Regions from separate parts of the Homo sapiens genome. Here region 2 is linked to region 1. Evidence: read pairs that join two places in POLR2A ChIA-PET (ENCODE). Cell type or tissue: GM12878. All regions are shown on one strand. Each heading gives the region's core, and the rest is flanking DNA. Links, peaks and the distances in the headings are about the cores only.

The links. Peaks named below come from ENCODE experiments on the same cell type or tissue, not always from the same donor. Only the 100,000 strongest peaks of a DNase experiment are listed, where the experiment ranks them.
Region 2: POLR2A ChIA-PET joins it to region 1 with 5 read pairs; 2 of 35 experiments call an interaction of 5 or more read pairs at or near these places.

What each region holds. Positions count from the first base shown.
Region 1 is chr13:30,660,345-30,665,727 of GRCh38, reverse strand. USPL1 (ubiquitin specific peptidase like 1) reads right to left here. Exons shown (of 9, transcript NM_005800.5): 9 at 4,962-5,383. Among named protein-coding and RNA genes, the nearest start is that of TRN-GTT2-4, 11 kb to the left of the region's middle. In GM12878, for the core only: no CTCF peak of the experiment used is centred there; a DNase peak (open chromatin) is centred at 2,967.
Region 2 is chr13:30,412,854-30,418,236 of GRCh38, reverse strand. No RefSeq gene overlaps it. Among named protein-coding and RNA genes, the nearest start is that of LINC01058, 6.7 kb to the left of the region's middle. In GM12878, for the core only: a CTCF peak has its summit at 318 (motif pointing right); a DNase peak (open chromatin) is centred at 2,378.

The DNA.
Region 1 (5,383 bases), core at 182-5,181:
CCCATCTGCCTGACAATTCCTCTACGTTGGCTGAAATTAACTTCACACTTAGTCTCTCTGTCCTGCACCTGAGCAGTTAAATACAACTGGAGAAAAATAAACCACCATCTTGGCTGGTCGCCATTAAATTGATGACCATAAACTTCCCACGGGCTCTCCGCACAGCTTAGCAAGCCCACTGCATGTCCCTATTCAATTCGCTCTCCATTCTGAGACCAATATTTCACACCTGTCTTCCTCCATGTTCAACTCCTTCTCCCCTCACACCCTCAGCTGATGATCTATTTATTTCCCCAAGAAAATAATCAGAAGAGACCGTTCTCATTCTTTTATCAGCAAATCTCTTAGCATCTGAGCCTAAGTACTTTGTCTTTCCTATTAATAAAATAATTTTTCTAGCTCTTAGGGTCACACCGCCTCCTCTTAGACACTGGAATCCCATCCCTGGAGAAGTTTGCCCCCGCAAGCGCCCCTTCTCTCACCTACAACATCCATGTGTCAGCCTCTCCCATCTTCAGAACAGTAACAAAAACCTTGACCTCACATTGCCCTACGAGGCACCAGAAAATGTTTCAAGAGTGAGTCCATAGCTCCACTTTCTCACCATCCCTTCTCTTGAGCCCACTCACACTTGTTCATGTGAAACTGTTCATGTGGAGTTAGCAGAGCTAACTTCCCTATTGCCAGAGCCAGTGGCCAATTACTCTATTACTCTTTTTCAGCAGCATCTGACAGATAATCATCCCTTCCTTTTAAAAAAAAGAAAAGCATTCTTCCTTGTATTTTCAGGGCACCACACTCCTATTGAATGAAGCTAGGCAGGCAACCATGTGACTAAAGGAAGAACATTCCAGGAAGAGCAAAAGTCAGGAGGAGCAAGTGTGCTTGGCCTTTGCCTTGGTCTGCTTGGGCTGCTATCACAAAATATCTTAGACTGGATAATTTATAAATGTTAGAAATTTAGTCTGGGCATGGTGGCTCACGCCTATAATCCAAGCACTTTGGGAGGCCAAGGCAGGCAGATCACTTGAGGTCAGGAGTTTGAGACCAGCCTGGCCAACATGGCAAAACCCTGTCTCTACAAAAAAATACAAAAATTAGTCGGGCATGGTGTCATACACCTATAGTCCCAACCACTTGGGAGGCTTAGGCACCAGAATTGCTTGAACCAGGAAGTGGAGGTTGCAGTGAGCCGAGATGGTGCGACTGCACTCCAGCCTGGATGACGGAGCAAGACTCTGTCTTGAAAAAAATATATATATATTGCTCACAGTTCTATAAACCAGGAAGTCCAAGATCAAGGCACCATTTTTGTTCTTCAGAGCTGTTTTAAGTCCCTAAATGACCCCATCCTATAACATGATCCACACATTCCTAATTCCCAAACGGCTATCTCCAGGGTGTCCCTCTCCGCTGAGCTCCAGTGTTGCAGATCTATCTTCCTATTAAATCATCTCCACTCGAAAGTCTAATAGGAATCTCACACTTAACACACTCCTAATGGGATTATCTTATCCCCTTTAAATTCTTTCCTTCCCAAATCTGACCCATCTCAGGAAATGGCACAATTGCTCAGTCAATAAAACCTGGAGTTCATTTTGACTCCTCTTCTACCTCACAGCCAATGCACATATCGTGTTGGCTCTACTTTTGAAATCCAACAGTAATCCAACTACTCTTGAACACCTCCAGTTACCACCCTAAACTCCAAGGAGATTGTAATAGACTAGGACTCCTATTCAGACCATCTGTAGACAGTCTCCCCACTTCAGTGATCCTTTTAAAACCCAGATCAGATCATGTTACCCTCTTGCCTGAAACTTTCCTGAGGTTATCTATTATTCTCAGCTTAAACAAAGTCCTCACTATGGCCTACAAAGCCATATGAGATCTGGTGTCTGCTAGCCTCTTTACTCATGTCCTAACTCTCCTTCACTGATCACTCTGCTCAACCACACTGGCCTCTTGCTTATCCTCAGTCATGCTGCTGTGGTCTCAATGTTTGTGTCCCCCCAAAATTAGTGAAGTCTAAATCCCCAATCCAACAGTACTAAGAGATGGGGCCACTGGAGAGACGGTTGAGGGCTCTGTGCCCCTCTTATGCCATGTGAGGACAGTGAGAGAACCAGCCATGAAGCAGAGCAGCTTTCACCAGAATGTGCTGATACCTTGATCTTGGACTTCCCAGCTTCTAGAACTATAAGCAATACACTTCTATTATTTATACATTTTACCCAGTCTAAGGTATTTTGTTATAGCAGCCCAAACAGACCAGACACATGCCTAGCACTCACTCTTCATGACTTTTGTTCTCCTGGAACGCTCTTCCTGCAATCACATGGCGAGCTCCCTAACTTTATTGAAGCCTCTTCTCAAACATCACCCACCTCCAAGAAACCTTCCAAGTCTACCTGGTCTAAAATACTTCTCCCTCTCATCCACTCCTCTTCTCCATAGCATTTAGTGCCATCTGACATAAGAATCAGTCCTCGGCCGGGCGCGGTGGCTCACGCCTGTAATCCCAGCACTTTGAGAGGCTGAGGTGGGTGGATTGCCTGAGGTCAGGAGTTCGAGGCTAGCCTGGCCAACATGGTGAAACCCCGTCTGTACTAAAAATACAAAAATTAGCCGGGCATGGTGGTGCAAGCCTGTAATCCCAGCTATTCGGGAGGCTGAGGCAGGAGAATCGCTTGAACCCGGGAGGTGGAGGCTGAACCCGGGAGGCGGAGGTTGCAGTGAGCCGAGATCATGCCATTGCACTCCAGCCTAGGCTACAAGAGTGAAACTCCATCTCCAAAAAAAAAAAGAATCAGTCCTCATTACTCACAGATTCCGTATTTGTGAATTCATTTACTTGCTAAAATTAATTTGTAACCCTAAAAATCAATGCTTTCAGTGCTTCTTGTGGTTATTCGTGGACATGCATGCACAGAACAGAGAAAAATTTGAGTCACAGGACGTGCACATTTCCAGCTGAGGTCAAACAAGTCAATACTCCACCTTCCTCTTTCAGTTCACACTGTAAACAAGTGTATTTTTGGGGGACTAGTGTCTTTGTTATTGTTCCTTTTTTTTTTTTTTTGAGACGCAGTCTCGCTCTGTCGCCCAGGCTGGAGTGCAGTGGCGCAATCTCGGCTCACTTCAAGCTCCGCCTCCCAGGTTCACACCATTCTCTTGCCTCAGCCTCCCGAGTAGCTGGGACTACAGGCGCCTGCCACCTCGCCCGGCTAATTCTTTGTATTTTTAGTAGAGACGGGGTTTCACCGTGTTAGCCAGGATGGTCTTGATCTCCTGACCTCGTGATCCGCCCGCCTCGGCCTCCCTAAGTGATGGGATTACAGGCGTGAGCCACCTTGCCCAGCCTATTGTTGCATTTTTTTGTGCTTTTTGTTGATTTCACTGTTTAAAACGTCCTCAAGTGCAGTGCTGAAGTGCCGTCTAGTGTTCCTAAGCACAGAAAGCTATGATGTGCCTTATGGAGAACACCATGTGTCAGATAAGCTTCGTTCAGGCTGAGTTACAGTGCTGTTGGCCATGTTAATGTAAAGAATCAACCATATAGATCAAATAACATGTCTTTAAACAGAAACAGAAAAGGTTATATAGTGATTGTTTGACAAAAATCTCATGACCACAGGCTAGCAGGAACCTATTTCCCCTAGGAACAGTATTTCAGTTTATACTAATTCAGTGTTCAAGGCAACTTTATTGACCATAACTACTACAAATGACATGAATCAACTGCATGTATCTCCTATTACTACCTAACATTATATATTGATCTCCATGTTTGGAAGGCAAACTCAAAAGGAGCAAGGATTTCCTTCTAGTGTGCTGCCTTATCTCAGGCTGATAACAGTGCTTGGTCCTTAGCAGTAATCTAGAAATATTTGTTGAAAAGATAATTAGTACAAGCAAAGGATAAGCAATTCTTAAACCCACCCCCGCCTCCACCAAAAAAAAAACAAAACAACAACTCAAGTGGACAATAGTTATAGAAAATGTTCAGGCTCACTAGTAATCTTGGAGCACCCAGGATTGGTTCCCCCCTTCCTCCCAATACTACTACCTAGTGTTGGCGAGGGCCCAGGGAAGTCAGTCATGCAATCACCAAAAAACCTTAAATGTGCATTTCCTTTGACCAAGCAACTCCACTCCTGGAAAACAAAACTTGGATCCATGCAAAAATTTATCAACAAGGCTAACTGCTGCAATTAACAATGGCAAGACAGTATAAATCACCTCAGAATCTTAAAACAGTGAAACAATGTTTATCCATTAAAACAGATACAATAGGATCTCACGTTTATTTAAAATCTATATGCATAAAATAGGAAAATGTTTGTAGTCACTAAGTATTAAAATGCATGGTCAAAAATCTTTTTTTTTGGTATTTTCCTAGTTTTTCCTTGACAATATGCACTACTTTTGTCAGAAAAAAAATAAAACAACACAGAAGCTTAGGAGTAAATCTGACAAATAGATTATGAAGTACTGAGTCCCTAGCAAATAATTTTACTGCAAGGACACTGGCTGCCAGCCTTAAACCTCAGTAAGTACTGCTGTTAACTCAAATCTCTACGGCAGTGGTGCTGTTTGGGCATCCTACTTTAAATGAAGCCTGAGGAGTGGAACATATATTGATAAGCTCAGCACTCAACTGCTGTAATAGCCACTCTACTCAATCTCAGCTCCACAACTGAATGAGTACAGTCTCCTTATCTGTAAGATGTGATAAAAGTATCTCACGCACAGGAATGTTGAGGTCTAAATGAAATAACATCTATCTCATATATCACAACCAACATCTAACAAGCCTCACAAGCACTGGTTATTACTCTCTCCCAAAACAGAACTGTTAGATGGTGTCCCACTTTGGTTACAGAAGTAAATGTCTTGGGAAGAAAGATGGTATTTGTGATAACATGTAAAGTTTGTACATCATCACAAAAACAGGTAACTTTTTTCTGCTATCATTTATTTATAGATTTATTGATCACTTAACATTACTAAAGTTCAAGTAACAAGGTTTCTTGCCCTCCTCTGTATGGAGAGATAAAGGAGATAAGTGACATAGGGAAAGTTTACATTCCACAGCACTCTACCGGTGTAACAAACAGGCGTAGGCTCTTACAGAAGGCCACACAACCATAAGGAAAACTGTCACACATTCATATACCGTATACAACTTAAATCTGCATAAACTCTTGAACTAATGATGGTGGCAGGTGCTCCAGTCAGCCTGCTATCATTCCGGCTGCAGCCTTGGAGCAGGCAAGATCTCCACCCTCCTGGGTGCGGGTGCAGACTCAGGCATCCCTGCACTTTTGGGGGCCTGCTTTTGCAGGCTCGGAAGTGCTTGCCTCTGCAGCTTGGCTTCTCC
Region 2 (5,383 bases), core at 258-5,257, 250 kb after region 1:
TCATGAAGTCCAAGGGCAGATGGCCTCAAGGTAGCCCGAGAAGCTGCTAGGAACCTAGACAGTCCACCTTCTCCAGCTTTCTTCTCTGCTTCGTGTCTCCCTCTGCAATCCACTTTCTTCTCTGTGAGTAGCTGGGCAGAGGATAATCCCTCAACAACTATCACATCTACATCTTCTCTCCTAAAGAGATTAGCCAAAGGTGAGTGGCTGTCCTCAGTCCAATACCAGATTCCTGGGAGAGGGAATTTGGTTGTCCCAGCCTGGGTCAGGTGCACAGCTTGATCCAATCAGGTGTGCCCAGGAGAGGGTGCCCTGAGACAGGCACATCTGGGGACACTCATCCTCATGAATGACCGGACAGTTCTCCAGGAAAGAAGAGAGAAGAGTGGAGGTCAGACATTTCAAATGTATATTATAGGCATCAAATTAGTTACTGATACAGAAAAATGGCAATGTCTAAGTAGGGGGCTTGAGAAACAGTTCAAACACTGTATAGATTTTGATTATTTGCTTAACTTCCAGGATGATAAATTGTCTATTATGGAGCTGTATTTTTTTTTTGGAGACAGAGTCTTGCTGTTTGGCTGGAGTGCAGTGGCGTGATCTCGGCTCACCACAACCTCCACCTCCAGGTTCAAGCAATTCTCCTGCCTCAGCCTCCCGAGTAGCTGGGATTACAGGTGCCCACCACCAGCCCTGGCTAATTTTTGTATTTTTAGTAGAAACGGGGTTTCACCATGTTGGCCAGGCTGGTCTAGAACTCCTGACCTCAAGTGATCCGCCCTTCTCGGCCTCCCAAAGTGCCAGGATTACAGGCGTGAGCCACCATGCCCAGGTGGAGCTGAATTTTTTTTTTTTTTTTTGAGGTGGGAGGATGGAGTCTCGCTTTTTCGCCCAGGCTGGAGTGCAATGGCACGATCTTGGCTCACTGCAACCTCCGCCTCCCAGGTCCAAGCAATTCTTCTGCCTCAGCCTCCCCAGTAGCTGGGATTACAGGCATGTGCCACCACACCCGGGTAATTTTTGTATTTTTAGTAGAGACAAGGTTTCACCATGTTGGCCAGGCTGGTCTCGAACTCCTGACCTCAAGTGATCCACCCATCGCAGCCTCCCAAAGTGCTAGGATTACAGGCATGAGCCACCGCGCCCAGCCAATCTTTTTATATAGTAGATTTCTTGCAATGTAACCCCTATCCTCTGGGCTTTGTGTAAAAAGTGCATTCAGACAATCTGAGGAGTGTCTTAATTTTTTGTGTGACTATCATATATATTTTCATCCTGTTGAGGTGTGTTTGCTAGGTGGATATTGAACATGAAATCAAAGTATAATTTTAAACTTGTGTTGAAATATATGTGTATAAGCATATGTGCACAATTACCTATATTGTCAAACACCCAACCTGCTTTCCAAAGGATTTGAAGCAAGGTCTAATAAAAACACAGAAAAAGTATGGCCAAGAGCTGTAAACACCAAAAAAAGAAGTAAAGGGCAAGTCGCAAACAGACTGCAGTTGAGCAAAGCTGCAAAGGACTATAATACCAGGCCTGAAGTGGTTGCTAAATGTAGCTCTGAGCTTTCTGACATTCAAAGCCAAAAATAGGTATATTTTATTATTTAAACAGTGTCTACTCTGAGGTCCTCAAAACTCTTTCAGGGGGCCCACAGATCAAAACTATTTTCATAATAACACCAAGACATTGTTTGCATCTTTCATTGTCATTCTCTTAGGAGTGTACAGTGGAGTTTTCCAGAAGGCATATGCCATGTGCATCACCACAGCTTAAATGCAGAAACAGACATGAGGATCTAGCTGTGTCCTACTAAGCCAGACATTCAGGACATCTAAAAGTGTAAAACAATGCCACTCTTCTCACTAACTTTTTTGTTTTGGAAAATATATCTTTCATAAAATATTGATTATGTTGATATATTACGGGTTTGTTGTTATTATTTTAAATGAATTAATAAATAATTTTCTGATTTAATTTCTATTACTGTAAATATTGATGGATATATCCTGTATAAGCAAAAACTCTCTGGGGTTCTCAACTATTTTTAAGAGTGTAAAGGGGTCATTAGAGAACTGCTCAAGAATGTTAGTATTATTTAAAGAGCTTCTGCACAGAAAAACTATCAACAGAGTAAACAAACAAACTACAGAATGGGAGAAAATCTTCACAAGCTGTGCATCTGACAGGGGCTAACATCCAGACTCTATAGGGAACTTAAACATTTCAATGAGTAAACAATAATTAACCCCATTAAAAAGTGGGCAAAGGACATGAACAGACACTTCTCAAAAGAAGACATACAAGCAGCCAACAGACATGAAAAAATGTTCCACATCACTACTCAGAGAAATGCAAATTTAAACCACAGGGAGATACCATCTCACTCTAGTCAGAATGGCTATTATTAAAAAGTCAAAAAAATAATAACAGATGCTGTTGAGGCTGTAGAGAAAATGTAATGCTTATACATTGTTGATGGGAACATAAATTAGTCCAGCCACTGTGGAAAGCAGTTTGGAGATGCCTCAGAGAACTTAGAACTACCATTTGACCCAGCAGTCCCATTACTTGGTACATACCCAAAAGAAAACAAATGTTTCCACCAAAAAGACGCGTGTGCTCATATGTTCACTGCAGCACTATTCACAATAGCAAAGACATGGAATCAATCTAGGGGTCCATCAGTGGTGGGTTAGATAAAGACCATGTGGTACACATACACCATGAAATACTGCCCAGCCATAAAAAAGAACGAAATCATGTCCTTTGCAGCAACATGGATGCAGCTGGAAGCTGTTAGCCCAAGTGAATTAATGCAGGAACAGAAAACCAAATCCTGCATTTTCTCACTTATAAGTGTGAGCTAAACATTGAGTACACGTGGACGTAAAGATGGAAACAGCAGACACTGGAGACTACCAGAGGAAGAAGAAAGGGAGGGAGGAGAAAGGGAGGGAGGAAAAAGGGAGGGAGTCAAGGGCTGAAAAACTACCTATTAGGTACTATGCTCAGAACCTCAGTGATGGGATTAATTGAACCTCAAACCTCAGTGTCACACAATATACTCATGTAACAAGCCTGCATATGTGCCCTCTGAATCTAAAATAAAAGTTGAAATTATTTTTTAAAAAAAGAATATTACTATTATTTAATCATCTGTATTAGTCCGTTCTCACAATGCTGTATATTAATAAAAGTACCTGAGACTGGGTAATTTTTAAGGAAAAGAGTTGACTCACAGTTCTGCATGGCTGAGGAGGCCTCAGGAAACTTAAAATTGTGGTGGAACGGGAAGCTTGCAAGGCATGTCTTACATGGTGGCAGGAGAGAGATAGAGAGAGCAAGGCAGGGGGTTGGGGGGAAAGTGCCACACTTTTAAACCATCAGATCTTGTGAGAACTCACTATCACAAGAACACCATAAAGGAAACTGGCCCCGTGATCCAGTCACCTCCTACTGGGTCCCTCCCCTGACACATGGGGACTGCAATTCGAGATGAGATTTGGATGGGGACACAGAGCCAAACCATATCATGTTTTGAGAAAATTCAGCCTAGGTAAACAAAAATTCATGTTAGAAAGTATTACATTTGTATTACAAAAAGATTTTTCATTTTGGAAATATTAGACTTATGGAGGGGGTGATCAATAACTTTATTGATTGAATGATTGAGCAGTTCATTGTATATTTAAAACATGATTCAAGGCCAGGCGCGGTGGCTCACGCCTGTAATCCCAGCACTTTGGGTGGCTGAGGTGGGCGGATCACGAGGTCAGGAGATCGAGACCATCCTGGCTAATATGGTGAAACCCCGTCTCTACTAAAAAATACAAAAAATTAGCCAGGCGCGGTGGCAGGTACCTGTAGTCCCAGCTACTTGGGAGGCTGAAGCAGGAGAATGGTGTGAACCCGGGAGGCAGAGCTTGCAGTGAGCCGAGATTGCGCCACTGCACTCCAGCCTGGGTGACAGAGCGAGACTCCATCTCAAAAAAAAAATAAATAAATAAAAATAAACATGATTCAGATGATCCCAGTTGACTCAGTTTACCAGTTATATGTATAATACATTTAGGAAAACAAAAGTGTATTGCACAGTTGCAGTAGAAAAGAAGGAAGCATGCTTCCAGGTATGGCTAGTGTCTGCAGTTACGCAAGCCCCAGAATGGGAGGAAATGTCTAGAGTTGGTAAAAGAGCAGCACGAAAGAAAATAGGAACTTCAAAGTTTAAGTGGAACTTAATTTCTTTGACAGCATGGTTGAGCAGAAGGTCAAGGCGGTGCATATAAATTTCAGTAAGACATTAGACAAAAATATTTTACAGTGTTCTTCTTGATTAGCTAATGGAGAGATGTAGGGTAGATCATGGTACAATTAGATTGATTTGCAGCTAGCTGGTTGAACAATCATTTCCCAAAAGTCTTGGTAATGGATCCATTTCAACTTCGACGGGGTTCTTTATAGGCTTACCACGGGGCCCTATCTTAAGCCTCACTCAGTACAATATTGTTATAAGTCATATGCTGGTGAAATCTGTTGTTGACACACAGATAAGAGGAATAGCTTATACATTAAGATGCTAGAACCAGAGGCCAAAAACATCTTAAAAGACTGGAGCAATGTGTCAAGTTTAATAAGATAGAGTTTAATAGGATAGCATTCCACATTCTGGCCCCTAAAAGCTCACTAAACAAGTTCATGATGTTTGGAACATGGCATATTTAAATGACATCAGAATGAGGCAAATACATAAACGTATCTGAGCCAGGTCCAGTGGCTTATATATATAGTCCAAGCTACTTGGGAGGCTGAGGCGGGAGGATTGTTTGAGTCCAGCCTGGGCAACATAGTGAGGACCCATCTCTTTAAAAAAAAAAGTATCTGTAAGGACTTTCCTATGAGTAGGCCACCACTTGATTTATAGGATGAGGTTTCCTGAAGCTTCTTGATGTCAGTAGGTCTTAGGCCAGGGGACAAGAGGGTGAGGTTGTGGAAGAAACCTGCATGGAAAGTATGGCTTAAGAATGCAATATGCGCCCATGCAGTGGCTCACGCCTGTAATCCCAGCACTTTGGGAGACCGAGGTGGGCGGATCACCTGAGGTCAGGAGTTCGAGACCAGCCTGGCCAACATGGTGACACCCCCCCGCCCAATCTCTACTAAAAATACAAAAAAATTAGCTGGGCATGGTGGCATGCACCTGTAATCCCAGCTACTCGGGAGGCTGAGGCAGGAGAATCACTTGAACCCAGGAGGCAGAGGTTGCGATTAGCCGAGATTGCACCACCGCACTGCAGCCTGGGTGACAGAGCAAGACTCCGTCTCAAAAAAAAAAAAAAAAACAACAAAGTGCAGTATGCAAAAGAAAACAGCA